2 separate regions of the Homo sapiens genome follow, and region 1 is linked to region 2. Evidence: read pairs that join two places in POLR2A ChIA-PET (ENCODE). Cell type or tissue: HCT116. All regions are shown on one strand. Each heading gives the region's core, and the rest is flanking DNA. Links, peaks and the distances in the headings are about the cores only. Region 1 has its middle 17 kb from the start of FGF21. Region 2 holds the start of FUT2 (fucosyltransferase 2 (H blood group)).

What was found. ChIA-PET counts read pairs that join two places held together with the same protein. Peaks named below come from ENCODE experiments on the same cell type or tissue, not always from the same donor. Only the 100,000 strongest peaks of a DNase experiment are listed, where the experiment ranks them.
Region 1: POLR2A ChIA-PET joins it to region 2 with 5 read pairs; 7 of 35 experiments call an interaction of 5 or more read pairs at or near these places.

What each region holds. Positions count from the first base shown.
Region 1 is chr19:48,767,112-48,776,952 of GRCh38, reverse strand. No RefSeq gene overlaps it. Among named protein-coding and RNA genes, the nearest start is that of FGF21, 17 kb to the right of the region's middle. In HCT116, for the core only: no CTCF peak of the experiment used is centred there; no DNase peak of the experiment used is centred there; H3K4me3 peaks cover 1,523 bases; H3K27ac peaks cover 2,055 bases.
Region 2 is chr19:48,690,649-48,700,489 of GRCh38, reverse strand. It overlaps FUT2 (fucosyltransferase 2 (H blood group)), which reads right to left and starts at 4,519. Exons shown (of 2, transcript NM_000511.6): 1 at 4,401-4,519. RefSeq lists enhancers at 3,557-4,120, 4,685-5,248. In HCT116, for the core only: no CTCF peak of the experiment used is centred there; DNase peaks (open chromatin) are centred at 2,259 and 4,537; H3K4me3 peaks cover 3,586 bases; H3K27ac peaks cover 3,305 bases.

The sequences.
Region 1 (9,841 bases), core at 961-8,960, 76 kb before region 2:
TCAAACCACTGATATTTTAGTGTGGGTCCGTCCCAGTGTTTCACATTGCTATAACTAATTCAGAGATCAGTTACCAATGGGACAGCATGGGGAAGGTTAAACTGAACACGTAGCACTGTGTGACTTTACTGTGTACATATATAACTTTGATTAAAAAAGTAAATATGAAAAAGCGGGAATACAGAAAACCCATTCAATCCAAGTGAAGGAAGGAATAAAAAAATAAAAATAACCCACTGAATAAACTCCAGATGGATCAAAGTCTTCAGTATCAGATAGGAAACCATAACGAGTGAGAAGTAAGCATTGGAAAATTATTTTATAACATGGGCATGACCGTGACTCAAACTTCAGAGGCCAGAAAAGAAAACATTGATATGGTCAAATACATTAAATAGAAATCGGCATTCTTCCCCTTCCCTAAATTTGTCTTCCTGAACGATAAAGTTCTAAGGTTTGAGGTGGGGCAGGCAAGGCCAGCTTGGGGTGTTGGGGGCACAGTGGCCCAGAAGTGGGGTGTCAGGGCCTTAGTGGGGTGAAGGAGGCATTTACTGATGTGAGCAGCTCAGCACAGTGGGGGGCACCCAAGTAGGAAACGTAAGTCCCCTAGGCTAATAGGATGGGGGGCTGTAGCTCGGGAAGTCAGCCCAAGCTGGGTGCAGAGGGCACAGGGGAGGTGGAAGGAGGGGACAGCTGTGGAGATGAGAGATGGCTAACATAGAGGAGAATTGACCGATAAGGAAATTAAGAAAATGAAGTCATATTTCTCACTGTCAGAAAAGGCAGATATAAATATGGAAAGGGAGAGAACTAGAGGTATTGAATTTGTCTTTATTTATTTATTTTTTTGAGACAGAGTCTCACTCTGTTGTCCAGGCTGGAGTGAAGTGGCATAATCTTGGCTCACTGCAACCTCCACCTCCTGGATTCAAGCGATTCTCCTGCCTCAGCCACCCGAGTAGCTAGGATTAGAGGCCTCCAGCACCACACCCAGCTAATTTTTGTATTTTTAGTGGAGACAGCGTTTCACCATATCGGCCAGGTTGGTCTCAAACTCCTGACCTCTAGTGATCTGCCCGCCTTGGCCTCCCAAAGTGCTGGGATTATAGGCATGAGCCACGGCACCCAGTCTAGGTGTTGGATTTCTTTTTTTTTTTTTTTTTGAGATGGAGTCTCACTCTGTCTCCCAGGCTGAAGTACAGTGGCACCATCTTGGCTCACTGCAGCCTCTGCCTCCCAGGTTCAAGTGATTCTTCCACCTCAGCCTCCTGAGTAGCTGGGATTGTGGGCGCCTGCCATCACACTCAGCTAATTTTTGTATTTTTGGTAGAGATGGGGTTTTGCTATGTTGGCCAGGCTGGTCTCAAACTCCTGACCTCAAGTGATCCACCCACCTCGGCCTTCCAAAGTGTTGGTATTACAGGCATCAGCCACCATGCCTGGCCAGATATTGGATTTGAATTGGATGTGTCGTTCTCAATATGCAGAAATAGATATGGAAATATACAAATGTATACATACCTAATATATGTGTGTCTATGTATACATACCTCCTATGTAGATATATATACACATATATACATAACATGCACAAAATAGATATAATAGACATATTACATGGTGGATATATAATATACAATGTGATATCTGTAGTATATAATGTAATATATGAGGTACAATGTGATATATACAATATACTACACACATACATGTATATATTTGTTCGTTGAGATGGAGTGTCTCTCTGTTGCTCAGGCTGGAATGCAGTGGCACGATCATGCGTCACTGCAGACTCTGCCTCATGGGCTCAAGCGATCCTCCATCCTCAGCCTTCTGAGTAGCTGGGACCACAGGTGTGCACCACCACGCCTGGCTAATTTTTAAATTATTAGTAGAGACTGGGCCTCACTATGTTGCGTAGGCTGGTCTCAAACTCTTGGGCTCAAGCAGTCCTCCTGCCTCAGCCTCCCAAAGTGCTGAGATTACAGGTGTGAGCCACTGTGCCTGGCCCCACATATGTGCGTGGTGTGTGTGTGTGTGTGTGTGTGTGTGTGTGTGTGTGTGTGTGTATATGTAATCCGTCCCCTGAGAGGATCCATTAGCAGACAAAATTCAAAAACAAAAGCAACGAGCCCTGTTAGTGTTTGGATCTTGGCTTCCCATTCTAAAAGGAACCAGGGCTCCTTGGAGAAACAGCTGATTCTAGAGCTGGTTTAGAGAAAGAAAAAAAATGAGCCTAGAACATTTTGCTGTACCAGAAATCAGGAACGACTCAAGTGTGACTAATGGAGGCCTGTCAAAAACGCATGGTTTCCAAGCCCTTGAGAGCTGATTAAAACAAACAAACAGGCTGGGCGCGGTGGCTCACATCTGCAATCCCAGCACTTTGCGAGGCTGAGGCAGGCAGATCACTTGAGGCCAGGAGTTCAAGACCAGCCTGGGGAACATGGTGAAACCCCGTCTCTACTAAAAATACAAAAATTAGCCAGGCGTGGTGGCGCATGCCTGGTAATCCCAGCTACTTGGGGGGCTGAAGTGGGAGGAAGGCTTGAGCCTGGGAGGCGGAGGTAGCAGTGAGCCGAATCACATCACTGCACTCCAGCCTGGGTGACAGAGCAAGACCCTGTCTCAAAAACAAACAAACAAACAAAGCACATAGCCACCAGCTTGAGGGGGCTCCCATTGGGAAAATAGAGGACTAAATACAGAGTACCCCAAAAAGTAAATAAAGAGCCGGGTACGGTGGCTCACGCCTATAATCCCAGCACTTTGGGAGGCTGAGGCAGGCAGATCACGAGGTCAGGGATTTGAGACCAGCCTGACCAACATGGTGAAACCTCGTCTCTACTAAAAATACAAAAAAATTAGCCGAGTGTGGTGGTGCACGCCTGTAGTCCCAGCTACTCAGGAGGCTGAGGCAGGAGAATCACTTGAACCCAGGAGGTGGAGGTTGCAGTGAGCCGAGATCGCGCCACTGCACTCTAGGCTGGGTGACAGATGGAGACTCTGTCTTGAAAGAAAAAAAAGTAAATAAAAAGAGCATCAAAATAAATGAGTTTGAACACCAAAAATAGAGAATGATATAACTGATTATAACTCATGGAATAAAATAGGAAACCATGAGTCCACACAGACATAAATAAATCCATTAATAACTGGAAGGGCCAGGCATGGCATCCTGCAGTGATGGCATTCTGTTCCCAGCTACTCAGGAGGCTGAGGTGGGAGGATCACTGAGTCCAGTGAGGTCAAGGCTGCAGTGAGCTGTGATTGCATCACTGCATTCCAGCCTGGGCAATAGAGCAAGACCCTGTCTCTAAAAAATATAATTAAAAAAATAATAACTTGAGCCAGGCACGGTGGTTCACACCTGTAATCCCAGCACTTTGGGAGGCCGAGGTGGTGGATCACTTGAGGTCAGGAGTTCGAGACCAGCCTGGGCAACATGATGAAACCCCGTCTCTACCAAAAAGACAAACAATTAGCTGGGTGTCATAGCGTGTGCCTGTGGTCCTAGCTACTTGGGAGGCTGAGGTGGGAGTCGCTTGAGGCTGGGAGACTGAAGTAGTGAGCCAAATTGTAGCACTGCACTCCAGCCCGGGCGACACAGCAAGACTCCATCTCAAAAAAAACAAAAAAAATGGCCCAGGCGCAGTGGGTCACGCCTGTAATCTCAGCACTTTGAGAGGCCAAGGCGGGTGGATCATGAGGTCAGGAGTTCGAGACCAGCCTGACCAACATGGTGAAACCCCATCTTTACTAAAAATACAAAAATTAGCTGGCTGTGGTGGCATGTACCTGTAATCCCAGCTACTCAGAAGGCTGAGGCAGGAGAATTGCTTGAACCCGGGAGGCAGAGGTTGCAGTGAGCCAAGATCGCGCCATTGCACTCAAGCCTGGGCGACAGAGTGAGACTCTGTCTGAAAAAAAAAAAAAAAAAAAAAAAGAAAACAAAAAATCCTGAAGATTTCCTGAGGAATGTGATATTAGTATAGTTTCAAAGCTCTCATTGCTTGGCAAGGACAAGTCCGGCTGATGCCACTTGCATCATGTGACTGAAGCAAATGTCATCAGAAACTGGAGAGGTGGACGCCGCGAGTGACCTGACTTCCAGTGAGAAACACACAACATGATCTCAGTCGTTGTGCTGCCAAAGAATCCGATCACGAGGAAACATCAAATAAATCCACATGGAGGGAGAGACGACTCGATAACCGGCCTGTAATGTTCCAAATGCCAAGGTCATGAACACCAGGGAAGACTGAGGAACTGTCCTTCCTGACTTTCAAAGAGACCTGCCCTCAGAAGCAGTGCATGACCCTGAACTGCATTCTTTTTTTGGCAGTGGGGAGAGCAGAGTCTCGCTTTGTTGCCCAGGCTGGAGTGCGGTGGTGCAATCATGGCTCACTACAACCTCCACCTCCCGGGTTCAAGAGATTCTCCTGCCTCAGCCTCCTGAGTAGCTGGGATTACAGATGCCCGCCACCACGCCCGGCTATTTTATTATTATTATTATTATTATTATTTTTGAGACAGAGTTTCACTCTTGTCATCTGGGCTGGAGTGCAGTGGCACGATCTCGGCTCACTGCAACCTCCTCCTCCAGGGTTCAAGTGATTCTCCTGCCTCAGCCTTCCGAGTAGCTGGGGTTACAGGCATCCATTTTTGGTAATTTTTGCATTTTTAGTAGAGACGGGGTTTTGCCATGTTGGCCAGAGTGGTCTCGAACTCCTGACTTCAGGTGATCCGCCCGCCTTGGCCTCCCAAAGTGTTGGGATTACAGGCGTGAGCCACCGCTCCCGGCTCTGAACTGCATTCTTTTGCCATAAAAAGCATCACTGGGACATGTGGCAAACATGAAGGAGGTCTGATGATTCCAGAGTAGTCGTGGGTCAAGGCTACTTTCCTGATTTTGGCGGCCCTGCTGTGGTTGTGTAGGAGAATGTCCTTGTTTGCAGAAAGTACACACTGGAGTATGTGTTAATGTAGTGATGGGGTTTCAAGGGCACATGTGACTTTCAAATGGTTCTGGAAAATAAGAATTGCTTGTACTGTACTTCCAAATTTTTAAATGTTTGTGACTGTTTCCAAGTTAAGAAAATTTATTTATTTATTTTTAGAGACAGGGTCTTGCTCTGTCACCTAGGCTGGAGTGCAATGGTGCAATCATAGCTCACTGCAGCCTCAAACTCCTGAATTCAGGCGACCCACCCACTTCAGCCTCCCAAGTAGCTGGGACTGTAGGTGTGTGCCACCATGCCCGGCACATTTTTGTATGTTTTTTTAGAGACGGTGTTTCACCATGTTACCCAGGCTGGTCTCGAACTCCTGGGCTCAAGGAATCGATCCTCCTGCCTCGGTCTCCCAAAGTGCTCGGATCACAAGGGTGTGCCACAGCGCCTGGCCCACTCTTGAAATTTTAACATGCATCCTTAAAGTGACCAAATCTAAATATAATCATTCTGTCATATTCCAGAATAACAAAAGATTTCAAAGCATTCTAATCCTGATCACCTGCCACCTGTTTTACAGGTTTTAATTGGTCTTTTTTTTTTTTTTAAGTTTTATTATGAAAAAACGGCGACTATGCAAACCAAATAGACCTCTAGGGAGTGGGCTGCAGGCAGCGGGTCTCTCACCTCCAAGAGGGTGTGGCCTAATGGAGTCTGGGACCTCTCTCTGAGGGGCCTGGAAATCTACTTCCGGAAGAGCAGAAAGTAACAGGAAGCTGGAGCCATTGCTGTCCCTGGCTCCTGGCAAGACGCAGTGTGGAACTAGGGTCTTGTGAGAAATCCCTACACCCCTCCTCCTGCCAGCCAGCGCCCTGCCAGGGCCCCGTGCTGCTGGTGCCAGCTGCCAAGGGGGTCACAGAGCTGGAGGGTCAGCTTTGTGGCAGAGACAGCGGCGAAGCTTCACCCAAACAAGTAGAGGAAAAATGGGCTCACCCTGAGTGTGTAACAAAGAGGAAATGCCCCACACGTTTCCCGGAGAAGGTCCTGGAACAAACAGCCGTGAAATCATCTCATGTCCCAACCTATTACAATACTATGACTTAGAACAAGTTTTTCAGGCTGTATTATAAAAATAAGACACTCTGAGTCGACTGGGCGCGGTGGCTCACGCCTGAAATCCCAACACTTTGGGACGCCGAGGCGGACAGATCACCTGAGGTCAGGAGTTTGAGACCAGCCAGGCCAACATAGTGAAACCCCGTCTCTACTAAAAATACAAAAAAATTAGCTGGGCGTGGTGGCGGGTGCCTGTAATCCCAGCTACTCGGGAGCCTGAGGCGGGAGAATCATTTGAATCTAGGAGGAGGAGGTTGCAGTGAACCGAGATCTTGCCATTGCACTCCAGCCTGGGTGACGAGCAAAACTGCGTCTCATAAATAAATAAATAAATAAATAACCCAATTCATGTGGTTACGACAAACTCTAAGATAACACGGGCTTTGCCCTGGAATGTCGGCTTGGTGAGAATTGACTTGGAAGAGGGCATTCAGGCTGTTGTAACAAAAATACCACAGACTGTGTAGCTTAAGGAACAAATATGTATCTCTCATAGTTCTGGAGGGTGTGGAGTCCAACATCAAGGCAGCAGCATATTCTGTGTCTGGTGTGGGCCAGTTTCCTTGTTCATTGCTGGCACCTTCTTGCTGTGTTTCCACTTGGTGAAAGGGTAAGGGAGCTCTCTGGGAGGGTATTTTTTGAGACGGAGTTTCGCTTTTGTCGCCCAGGCTGGAGTGCAATAGCGTGATCTCAGCTCACTGCAACCTCCGCCTCCCAGGTTCAAGTGATTCTCCTGCCTCAGCCACTTAATTAGCTGGGATTACAGGCATGCGCCACCATACTGGGCTACTTTCGGCTAATTTTTGTATTTTTAGTAGGGACGGGGTTTCACCATGACTTCAGGTGATCTGCCCACCTCGGCCTCCCAAAGTGCTGGGATTACAGGCGTGAACCACCACACCGGCCATATTTATTTATTTTTGAGACAAGGTCTCTCTCTATCACCCAGGTTGGAGTGCAGTGGTGTGATCACAGCTCACTGTAGCCTTGACCTCCCCAGCTCAAGTGATCCTCCCACCTCAGCCTCTTAACTAGCTGGGACTACAGGTGCGCTTCACCACACTTGGCTAATTTTTTTTTTTTTTTTTTTGGTAGAGATGGGCTTTTGCTATGTTGCCCAGTCTGGTTTAGAACTCCTGGGCTCAGGTGATCCTTCTACCTTGGCCTCTCAAAGTGCTGAGATTACAGGTGTAAGCCACCTTGCCCAGCCTTCTCGAAAATATTTAAAGCATTTGTAAGAATCTGGTATATCAGACTTGTGAAAAGTATGACAGAGTGTATTACTGTTTTTCTCCTATTCATGGCATTTAAGGGAAACCACAATATCAGATTTGTGAAAAGTTCACTGATTAAATGTGCAATCACTGTTCAAATATTTAGGCGAAATCTACAATTGTGAAATTTGTGGCTTGTTATTTTTAGCTGTAGAAGTAGTCTGTGAATGTTTAAAGGAAAGATAATTGTTTAAAAATTCATTGATCATTAACAAAAAAACAAATTGTTGTGAATTTTCCTGTCCATGTACAAAAGCTTCTCAGTCATTCAAGGAGCTCACCACCATGTTTTCAACAAATGGGGCTGGAAAAAGTGGCCAGGAGCTGAAGGGAGGAGAATTGGGGAAGTGGGATTTAATTGCGGCAGAGAGTTTCAATTTTATCAGATGAAAAAATTCTGAAGATTGGTTGTGCAACAATGTGAATATACTTAACGCGACTTAACTGTACACTTAGAAATGATTCAGGTGCCGTGGGGTTATGATACAGATTGGTTTTCGGCCAGGTGCAATGGCTTACGCTTGTAATCCAACACTTTGGGTGGCCGAGGCGGGCAGATCACTTGAGGTCAGGAGTTCTGAGAGCCGCCTGGCCAACATGGTGAAACCCTGTCTCTACTAAAAATACAAAAATTAGCCGGGCATGGTAGCGCAAACCTGAAGTCCCAGCTACTTGGGAGGCTGAAGCACGAGAATCTCTTGAACCCGGGAGGCGGAGGTTCCAGTGAGCCCACTGCACTCCAGCCCGGGCAACAGAGCGAGATTCTTTCTCTCAAAAAAAAACAAAAAAAAAAAACAAAAAAAACAAAAACAAAAACAAAAAACCTCCAAAAAATTAGCCAGGTGGAGGCACCTGTAATCTGAGCCACTTAGGAGGCTGAGGCAGGAGAATTGCTTGAACCTGGGAGGCAGAGGTTGCAGAGAGCTGAGATTGTGCCACTGCACTCCAGCCTGGGCGACAGTGACCCTGTCCCCCTCCACCCCTCCGAAAAAAAAAGAAAAGAAAACAAGAACAGTAGTCAAATCTCTAGGGGCTCCAGTGAGTAGGTGAGGATAGGGTGTGGTGGAGAAGCTGAAAGATGCTAAATAGCCTGGCTCCCCAGGGATCTGGGAAGTGCTCACTCAGTAGAACCTCCCTCTTGGAAGGACGAAGCTCCACACTGGTGAAAACTAATAGAGAAACAAAACCCAAACTGATCTTGGCAGGCGCTCAGAGAGTAAAGCAGAGGGAAGGTTCTGATAATGGTGGGGGCAAGAACCAAGGAGATAGAGTTTGCTCCTGAACGTTGGAGAGGTGGCTGTGCTGAGTGGTTATATATTGCATACAATACTGTGGGGAAACAGCAAAGAGTCAGCCTATTTATTTATTTGTTATTTATATATTTAATTTTTTGAGACAGGGGCTCGCTCTGTCACCCAGGCTGGAGTGCAGTGGTGTGATCTTGGCTCACTGCAACCTCCGCCTCCTGGGTTCAAGCGATTCTCCTGCCTCAGCCTCCCGAGTAGCTGGGATTACAGGTGCCCACCACCATGCCCAGATAGTTTTTTTGTTTTGTTTTGAGATGGAGTCTTGCTCTGTTGCCCAGGTTGGAGTGCAGTGGCGTGATCTCAGCTCACTGCAGCCTCTGCCTCCTGGGTTCAAGAGATTCCTGTGCCTCAGCACTTTGGGAGGCCGAGGCAGGCGGATCATGAAGTCAGGAGAACGAGACCATCCTGGCTAACATGATGAAACCCCGTCTCTACTAAAAATACAAAAACAAAATTAGCTGGGCGTGGTGGTGGGTGACTGTAGTCCCAGCTACCCGGGAGGCTGAGGCAGAAGAATGGCGTGAACGCGGGAAGTGGAGCTTGCAGTGAGCCGAGATCGCTCCACTGCACTCCAGCCTGGGCGACAGAGCGAGACTCCATCTCAAAAAAAATAAAAAATAAAAAATAAATAAGAGATTCCTGTGCCTCAACCTCCCAAGTAACTGGGACCGCAGGTGTGCACCACCACGCCCAGCTAATGTTTGTAATTTTAGTAGAGACAGGGTTTCACCTTGTTGGGCAGACTGGTCTGGAACTCCTGACCTCAGGGGATTCGCTCACCTTGGCCTCCCAAAGTGCTGGGATTACAGGCGTGAGCCACTGTGACCGGCAAAACTTTTAAGATTTTTAAGGCTCAGAAAGCTATCCTGGCCCACCCTAATGTCAACTGTGCAACTTCCTCCTAAGGGTACGGCTCACTTAAATGAGAGAAAAAGAAGAGGAGTGTGAGGCCAGGTGCGGTGGCTTACGCCTGTAATCCCAGCACTGTGGGAGGCCAAGGCAGGCGTATCACCTGAGGTCAGGAGTTCGAGACCAGCCTGACCAACATGGAGAAACCCTGTCTCTACTAAAAATACAAAATTAGCCAGATGTGGTGGCACATGCCTGTAATCCCAGCTACTTGGGAGGCTGAGGCAGGAGAATTGCTTGAACCCGAGAGGCAGAGGTTGCAGTGAGCCGAAATCATGCCATT
Region 2 (9,841 bases), core at 867-8,866:
CCGGGTGTGGTGGTGGGCGCCTATAGTCCCAGCTACTCAGGAGGTTGAGGCAGGAGAATGGCATGAACCTGGGAGGCGCAACTTGCGGTGAGCCGAGATCGCGCCACTGCACTCCAGCCTGGGAGACAGAGCGAGACTCCGTCTCAAAAAAAAAAATAAAATAAAATAAATGGTAGCACAGCATGTGAAGATGGATGGAGCTCAGGTGACTGATGACTTTGTGGAGCCGCTAAATTAACTGACCCTGGTCCGCTTGCAGTCTTGTGTGATATGTATGATTATGGTCTTTGAACCAGTTCACTTCTTTTCCTTTTCTTTTTTTTTTTTTTTTTTTTTTGAGATGGAGTCTTGCTCTGTCACCCAGGCTGGAGTGCAGTGGCGCCATCTTGGCTTACTGCAACCTCCGCCTCCTGGGTTCAAGCAATTCTCTTGCCTCAGCCTCCTGAGTAGCTGGGATTACAGGTGTGCACCACCACACCTGGCTAATTTTTGTATTTTTAGTCGGACGGGGTTTTACCATGTTGACCAGGCTGGTCTCAAACTCCTGACCTCAAGTGATCCACCCACCTCAGCCTCCCAAAGTGCTGGGATTACAGGCGTGAGCCACCATGCCTGGCCTCACAAATTCTAGATAAAGCTCCTTTCTCATCACTACAAAAGTATATCCTTTCACTAAGTCCAACACAGAATGCTGGACTCGATGACTCAAAGACACATCACCACCAGTGGCTAGGTGCACAAGCTCTGGCCAATTTCAGACTCACAGTCACGAGCTGTGTGATTTTGGGCAAGTGACATCACCTCTCTGAGGATTAAAACAGTGTCTGGCACATATACACAGGCGGTAAATGTTTGCTATTGTCACCCACAAGGCAAAGAATGCTGTTCGTTTTAGGCTCTGGGTGAAGAACCCAGGTTTCCCAGTTTTGATACTGGGAGTATTGATAGTGGTCAAATGTAGCGTTTAAACCATAGATCATAGAACGGGAGGTAGCCGGGCACAGTGGCTCACGCCTGTAATGCCAGAACTTCCAGAAGCCAAAGTGGGTGGATCACCTGAGGTCAGCAGTTCGAGACCAGTCTGGCCAACATAGTGAAACCCCTTCTCTACTAAAAATACAAAAATTAGCTGGGCATGGTGGCGCGCACCTGTAATCCCAGCTACTGGGGAGGTTGAGGCAGGAGAATCACTTGATCATGGAAGGCAGAGATTGCAGTCAGTAAGCTAAGATCGCGCCACTGCACTCCAGCCTGGGCGACAGAGTAAAACTCCATCTAAAAACAAAACAAAACAAAAAACCCACCCAGGTTTCCCTGTTTCTTTAGGCCTTCATTTCTGAAGGCTCCCATGTCAACACTTGCCTTAAATACATTTGTTATGCTTGTGTCTGTTAACCTTTTACTGTAGGTGCCCCAGCTGCAAACTTTGTGATAGGTGAGGAAAAGATGCTACTTTTTCTCACCTATGGAAGGAAGGAAGGAAGGAAGGGAGGGAGGGAGGGAGGGAAGGGACAGAGATGATAAAAGGGACAGAGGAAGAGACAAATAGAGAAAAAGACCAGAAGACACAGAGAGAGGCAGGACTAGAGAGACAGGGAGAATGAAACAGACAGGGACCAGGCATGATGGCTCACACATGTAATGCTAGCACTTTGGGAGGCTGAGCTGGGAGGATTGCTTGAGTTCAGGAGTTCGAGATCAGCCTGGACCACATAGTGAGAACTTGTCTCTATTTTAGAGAAAATTAGGCCAGGCGCAGTGGCTCACGCCTGTAATTCCAGCACTTTGGGAGGCCAAGCGGGGGCGGATCACCTGAGGTCAGGAGTTTGAAAGCAGCCTGACCAACATGGAGAAACCCCGTCGCTACTAAAAATACAAAAATTAGCCAGGCGTGGTGGCACATGCCTGTAATCACAGCTACTCAGGAGGCTGAGGCAGGAGAACCACTTGAACCTGGGAGATGGAGGTTGTGGTGAGCTGCGATTGTGCCATTACACTACAGCTGCACTCCAGCCTGGGCGACAGAGTCAGGCTCTATCTTAAAAAAAAAGAAAAAAGAAAAGCAGAATGTTCTACACGGATGTCCCTGCCTCCTTGGTAGCTCCCTACCTCCTTACCCAGGAAGGAGGAAGGTGGCTGCTGAGTGGCCCAGAGCAGGAAGCTGGGCACTGACCTTGACTGGAGCCTGGAAGGAGAGAAGGAAGAGGTGGGGAGGCCTCACAGAGCAAGCTGCGCTATGAGATTGTGAATTTTTGAGGTTTGGCGAGATGCCCTGCACGGCATGATCAGGAACCTTTTATGTGCTGTGTGACTTTAACCCAGGGCTTTTACCTCTCTGTGTTTCATTGTCCTTGTCTGTCCATCAACAGGGGGTTGTGGGGAGGGATAAAAACAACACCTCCCCAGAGGTTTCAGTGAGCTGAGATCACACCATTGCACTCCAGCCTGCACAACACAGTGAGACTCCGTCTCAAAAAAAAAAAAAAAAAAAAAAAAGAGCCAGTGCAGTGGCTCATGCCTGTAATCCCAGCACTTTGGTAGGCTGAGGCGGGTGGATCACCTGAGGTCAGGAGTTCGAGACCAGCCTGACTAATATGGTGAAACCCCATTTCTACTAAATACAAAAAATTAGCCAGGCATGGTGGCTCATGACTGTAATCTCAGCTACTTGGGAGGCTGAGGAAGGAGAATCGCTTGAACCTGGGAGGCGGAGGTTGCAGTGAGCCGAGATTGTACCATTGCATGCCAGCCTGGGCAACAAGAGCAAAAATCCATCTCAAAAAGATACAACAACAACAACAAACCACACCTCCCTTAGGGCTGCGTGGGCACAAAGGGAAATGCTGTATTACATGGGCTGTCCCTGGTATTCAGAGCAGAATTTGTGCCCCAAACTCACACTTATGTCAGGCTTGAACCAAGCACCACTCCCATTCTGCCTGAAGGCATTATTTTTTTTGAATTGCTTTTTTTGTAGGGATGGTGGGGAGGGGGTCTTGCTATGTGGCCCACACTGATCTCAAACTCCTGGCCTCAGGAGGTCCTCTGTTCTCCTTCCTCAGCCTCCCAAAGTGCTGGGATTACAGGCATGAGACACCACACCTGGTCTATCTTACTGAGATTTTTTTTTTTTTTTTTTTTTTTGAGACGGAGTTTTGCTCTTGTTCCCCAGGCTGGAGTGCAATGGCACAATCTCGGCTCACCACAACCTCCGCCTCCCGGGTTCAAACGATTCTCCTGCCTCAGCCTCCCGAGTAGCTGGGATTACAGGCATGCACCACCACGCCTGGCTAATTTTGTATTTTTAGTAGAGACGGGGTTTCTCCATGTTGGCCAGACTGGTCTCGAACTCCTGACCTCAAGTGATCCGCCTGTCTCGGCCTCCCAAAGTGCTGGGATTACAGGCGTCAGCCACCACGTCCAGCCCCGTCCACGTCTTTCTATTGCGGCCCGGCTTCCTCCTCTCCCCTCTGTCCCCTACACCCAGCGCCGGCCCTGCCCCTTCCCAGCTCGCAGCCCCTTCAGGGCTCCCTATGCCTCTTAAGACACAATCCCAGTCTCTCGCCGGCCCCGCACACCCCTCCGGCTTTGTCACCAGCTGTTCCCGTGAAATAACCCAGCTCTCCGCTCACCCGGGGCCCCGTCCTGTCCCCCAGCTCTGAAAGCCTTTCTCTACCCCAACCGCCCCGTGCCCCGGGCAGCTCAGCACATCCGGCTCAGTCGCACCCCACTGCCTCGAGCTCGCTGTCTTCCTGCACCTCCCCGGGATTCCCGGATTCCCGGCATTATCACTTCCACCCTGGGGAGGAGAAGGGAGCTTCAGACAATAACGTAGGGCCATCACTTGGAAACCCCACCTTTATTCTCCGACCCAGAACAGAAGCGGTGATTCAGAGCGGGATTAGGGAGTGCAGGAGGGACGGAGCCGCCCTCCCTGGGCGACGGCAGGGCTCGGAGGTGAGACCAGCAGTTTGGGTTCCATGAAGCCTCTGAGGAGCCCCAGGGTGGAGGCAGGAAAGTCGGGTCACCACCAGCTGTGCGCGAGCCATCTGCACCATTACTGCCAGGGTGGTTCATAGAAACTGCTGAGGGGAAGGAGACAAGGAAGGACCTGGTGGCCCGGGGTGGAGAAGGGGAGGGAGCTGGTGGTTGGAGCTCTAGAAACAGATCCACCTGGAAGGAAGTGGGGAGGGAGCTAAGGAGGGCGGCTGGCTGGGGAGGGGGGTCCTGGCTGCCGAGGGAGGGACCCTCCTCTCCTGGAGGTCCTGAGTTGGGGGTGCCTCCCAGAGGGCACCAGGGACCCACGAGGGCACACAGGTCCACGTCCCAAATCCCTGCTCTCCGCCTGGGCGTGTGTGCAGAGGTGTGCGTGTTGTAGGGTGGGAGAGGAGCCCCCTCACCTTCTCTCACCTGGTCCTGCTGAAGGAAACCGGGACAGAGTGGTTGGGCAGGCACCTCAGTGTTCCCTCTGGGTCTCTCTTCACTCAGGGCCAAAGAAACCCTTCCAGCATCGGTGACTGGCAAACCCCGCCCAGGAGCTACAGGGCTTTCCAGAGCAGGTGTGGCTGGGCTGCGGGAGGGAGGTGAGCCCGTAGCCCCTCCTCCCTCCCCATTGCCGGCCACAAAGTCCATCTTGTTATCTACCCTTAGCTCCTCCACCTGCACCAGGCACCCCAAGCCTGGCCATAAGGGTGGGGGAGAGAGGCAGGACAAGGTCGCATCCCCCATCCGGGTCCCCGAGGGTCTTCCTTGGGGAACTGTTGTGATGCCCCAACAGAAAGGGGCCCCCACTCTGCTCCGCTCCTCCAGGCAGCCAGGAAGGCCTCCAGGAAGGCAGCATGGAGGCGGGGGACAGAGTCCTGCTAGGCCAGGCTCTCGCTGACTCTGAGTCCCCTCAGAGTCTTATATTTATTTATTAATTAATTATTAGTAGTATTACTTTTTGAGAGAGTTTTGCTCTTGTTGCCCAGGCTGGAGTGCAATGGCGTGATCTCAGCTCACTGCAACCGCCGCCTCACAAGTTCAAGGGATTCTCCTGCCTCAGCTTCCCAAAGTGCTGGGATTACAGACGTGAGCCACCTCGCCCTGCCTATTTCAAAAAAATTTTTAAATACAAATGGGCCCGGTGTGGTGACTCACACCTGTAATTCTAGCACTTTGGGAGGCCGAGGCAGGCGGATCAACTGAGGTCAGGAGTCAGAGACCAGCCTGGCCAACAAGGTGAAACCCCGTCCTTATAAGAATACAGAAATTAGCCATGGCCCAGCACAGTGGCTCATGCCTGTAATCCCAGCACTTTGGGAGGCCGAGGCAGGTGGATCACCTGAGGTCAGGAGTTTGAGACCAGTCTGGCCAACATGGTGAAACCCTGTCTCTACTAAAAATGCAAAAATCAGTGGGGCGTGGTGGCATGCACCTGTAATCCCAGCTACTTGGGAGGCTGAGGCAGGAGAATCGCTTGAACTTGGGAGGCGGAGGTTGCAGTAAACTGAGATTACACCATTGCACTCCAGCCTGGGAAACAAGAGCAAAACTCTGTCTCAAAAAAAAAAAAGATGGATGAGGAATTTTACTGAGAGAAGAGGCAGGCACCACCAGAGCTCCCAGCAGTCCTAACAGGAGGAAAGAGAAACCAGCAGCCACTCCCCAGCTTCAGCTAAGCAGCAGGAGGCTACCTACCAGCTACGGAGCTCCCTTCAAACAAACAAACAAAAAAATCAGATCAAGCTTCCCACTCTAACCACCAGTTTGCAGAAAACAGGAGGACAAAGTTCCCAGTGAAACGACACCATGAGGCAGCAATCAGCCCAGTCCAGAATGTGAGCCCGTCCACAGGACAAACGACCTGTTTCCCTGTGATTCAGCGACAAGGAAAAAAGAAACAGGGTGGGGCGGGGAAGTGGGGAGGTGAGCTGTCATAAAATATGCAAAACAGGCCAGGTGTGGTGGCTCACGCCTGTAATCCCAGCACTTTGGGAGGCTGAGTCGGGCGGATCACGAGGTCAGGAGATTGAGACCATCCTGGCTAATACAGTGAAACCCCGTCTCTACTAAAAATATATATAAAAAAAAAATTAGCCGGGCGTGGTGGTGGGTGCCTGTAGTCCCAGCTACTTGGGAGGCTGAGGCAGGAGAATGGCGTGAACCCCGGGGGCGGAGCTTGCAGTGAGCCGAGGTCACACCACTGCACTCCAGCCTGGGCGACAGAGCAAGACTCCCTCTCAAAAAAAAAAAAAAAAAAAAAACGCAAAACAGATTTGGGGCTCAGAGGCTTAGACTTTCCAACTCCATGAATGTCCCACAGATGTTCCAAAGTCATGGGAATGACCTGGGCGCAGTGGCTCATGCCTGCAATCCCAGCACTTTGGGAGGCCGAGGCAGGAGGATCACCTGAGGTCAGGAGTTTGAGACCAGCCTAGCCAACATTTTTTTTTAGTGAAACTCCATCTCTACTAAAAATACAAAATTAGCTGGGCATGGTGGTGCACGCCTGTAATCCCAGCTACTCAGGAGGCTAGGGGAGGAGAATTCCTTGAACCTGGGAGGCAGAGGTTGCAGTGAGCCGAGATGGTACCACTGCACTCCAGCCTGGGTGACAGAGCAAGACTCTGTCTCAAAAATAAAACAAAGTCCTGAGAATGCAGGACAAACCTTCATTGCGTAACTTTTATTGTCGCTGACCCCAGCCGCGTAAACGCTGTGGTAGCATCCTAGGACCTCCACTGTGACAACTAAAAACAACCCCCACAGATTCCCATAACTCCCCCAGGGGGACAGCACTCCGGAATTCAGGACTGTTGCCCTAAACCCTCTGTTTTCCATTTCAGCTTTCCCTTACTGGTGCACGCCCCCATGCTTGGCCACCACGGCCAATTTCAAGCTACCAATAAGAGATCATTGAACATGGAATTGGAAAGAAACGCACAGTAATACATTGTTCTATAGTAAGTCTTCTTACTATGGTAAACACTTACCAGCCAGTTCTCTGGAGAAAAAAACACACTGTATGTTAGTATCTGCCAATCTGTGTGCCAATCAATGTATGTGCTCACTGCAACCTCCGCCTCCTGGGCTCAAATGAGTCTCCTGCCTTGGCCTCCTGAGTAGCTGGGACTACAGGTGCCCGTCACCACACTCAGTTAATTTTGTGTTTTTTTGTAGAGATGGGGTCTCACTATGTTACCCAGGCTGGCCTCGAACTCCTGAGCTCAAAGCGATCCTCCTGCCTCAGCCTCCCAAAGTGCTGGGATTACAGGTATGAACCATCTTGCCTGGCCTATTTACATTTATTATGTCTGTGTAATAGGCTTGCTATAGAACAATGTAATACTGTGCATTTCTTTCCAATTGCATGTTCAATGATCTCATATTGGTAGCTTGAAATTGGCCGTGGTGGCCAGGCATGGAGGCATGCACCTGTAATCTCAGCTACTCAGGAGGCTGAGGCAGGAGCATAGCTTGAAGCCAGAAGTTAAAGACCAGCCTGGGCAACATAGCAAGACCTTGTCTCTCTACAAAAAATAAAGAAAATTAGCCAGACATGGTGGCACATGTCTGTAGTCCCAGCTACTTGAGAGGCTGAGGCAAGAGGAGCCCAGGAGGTCCAGCGTCAGCTATGATCCTGACGCTGCACTCCAGCCTGAGTGACAGAGAAAGACCCTGCCTCTGAAAAATTAAAAAATAAATCTGGGCACAGTTGTTCACGCCTGTAATCTCAGCACTTTGGGAAGCTGAGGCAGGCAGATTGCTTGAGACCGGGAGTTCGAGACCAGCCTGGCTAACATGCTGTAACCCAGTCTCTACTAAAAATACAAAAATTACCTGGGTGTGGTGGTGCACACCTGTAGTCCCAGCTACTCGGGAAGCTGAGGCATGAGAATTGCTTGAACCTGGGAGGTGGAGGTTGCAGTGAGCTGAGATCACGCCACTGCACTCCAGCCTGGGTGACAGAACGAGACTCCATCTCAAGAAAAAAATAAGAAAAGTTTTTTTAAACACAAGTGTGTGAGGGTGGCTGTCCAGGGACACAAGGACACCGAAGAATGGTGATCAGTGCTTCCAGTATGGGGAAAAGTGGAACTCATTTATACAGGTAAAAATGGAGAGGTCAAACGCAGTGGCTAATGCCTGTAATCCCAGCACTTTGGGAGGCCAAGGCAGGTAGATCGTTTGAGGTCACGAGTTTGAGACCAGCCTGGTCAACATAGTGAAGCCCTGTCTCTACTAAAAAAAAAAAAATACAAAAATTAGCTGGCTGTGTGGTGGTGAGCACCTGTAATCTCAGCTACCTGGGAGGCTGAGGCAGAAGAATTGCTTGAACCTGGGAGGCAGAGGCGGGGTGGGGTGGAGGTTTCAGTGTTCCGAGATCGCACCACTGCACTCCAGCCTGGGCAAAAGAGCAAGACTCTGTCTAAAACAAACAAACAAACAAAACAAACAAAAAACCAACAACAACAACAACAAAAAATGGAGATCGTGAGCAGAATGACAGCATTTTGCATACAAAGGCTAACATACAGTTATAAGATTAGATTGACAGTTATAAAAGATTAGATTAGGTGCAGTGGCTCACACCTGTAATCCCAGCACTTTGAGAGGGTGGCGGGCTGATCATGAGGTCAGGAGTTTGAGAACAGCCTGGCCAACCCTGGTGAAATCCTGTCTCTACTAGATACAAAAAATTAGCCGGGCATGGTGGCTGTGCCTGTAATCCCAGCTACTCGGGAGGCTGAAGCAGAATTGCTTGAACCTGGGAGGCAGAGGTTGCACTGAGCCAATATCGTGCCATTGCACTCCAGCCTGGGTGACAGGGTGAGACTCCATCTCAAAAAACAAAACGAAAAAAAGGCCGGGCACGGTGGCTCACGCCTATAATCCCACCCAGCACTTTGGGAGGCTGAGGTGGGCGGATCATGAGGTCAAGAGATCGAGACCGTCGTGGCTAACATGGTGAAACCCCCATCTCTACTAAAAATTTAAAAAAAATTTTTTTAAATTAGCTGGGCATGGTGGCGGGCACCTGTAGTCCCAGCTACTCGGGAGGCTGAGGCAGGAGAATGGCGTGAACCCGGGAGGCAGAGCTTTCAGTGAGCTGAGATCACGCCACTGCACTCCAGCCTGGGCGACAGAGCGAGACTCCGTCTCAAAAAGAAAAAAAATTGTAGGCCGGGCACAGTGGCTCATGCCTGTAATCCCAGCACTTTGGGAGGCCGAGGTGGGCAGATTATGAAGTCAGGAGATCGAGACCATCCTGGCTAACATGGTGAAACCCCGTCTCTACTAAAACTACAAAAAGTAGCCAGGCGTGGTGGTGGGCGCCTGTAGTCCCACCTACTCAGGAGGCTTAGGCAGAAGAATGGTGTGAACCCGGGAGGTAGAGCTTGCAGTGAGCCAAGATCGAGCCACTTGCACTCCAGCCTGGGCTACAGAGCGAGACTTGTCTCAAAAAAAAAAAAAAAAAAAGAAAAAGAAAAAAGAAAGAAATTTACTCTTTCTGGACGGGCGGGGTGAGGTGGCTCACGCCTATAATCACAGCACTTTGGGAGGCCGAGGCAGGTGAATCATGTGAGGGCTGAAGTTCGAGAGCAGCCTGGGCAACATAGTAAAACCCTGTGCCTACAAAAAATGCAAAAATTAGCTGGGCATGGTGGTGCACATCTGTAATCCCATCTATTCAGAAGGCTGAGGAATGAGAATCACTTGAGCCCAGGAGGCAGAGGTTGCAGTGAGCTGAGATCGCACCACTGCACTCCAGCCTGGGTGACAGGGCAAGACTCGGTCTCAAAAAAAATGTTTTTAAAGGCCTGGCACGGTGGCTCATGCCTGTAATCCCAGCACTTTG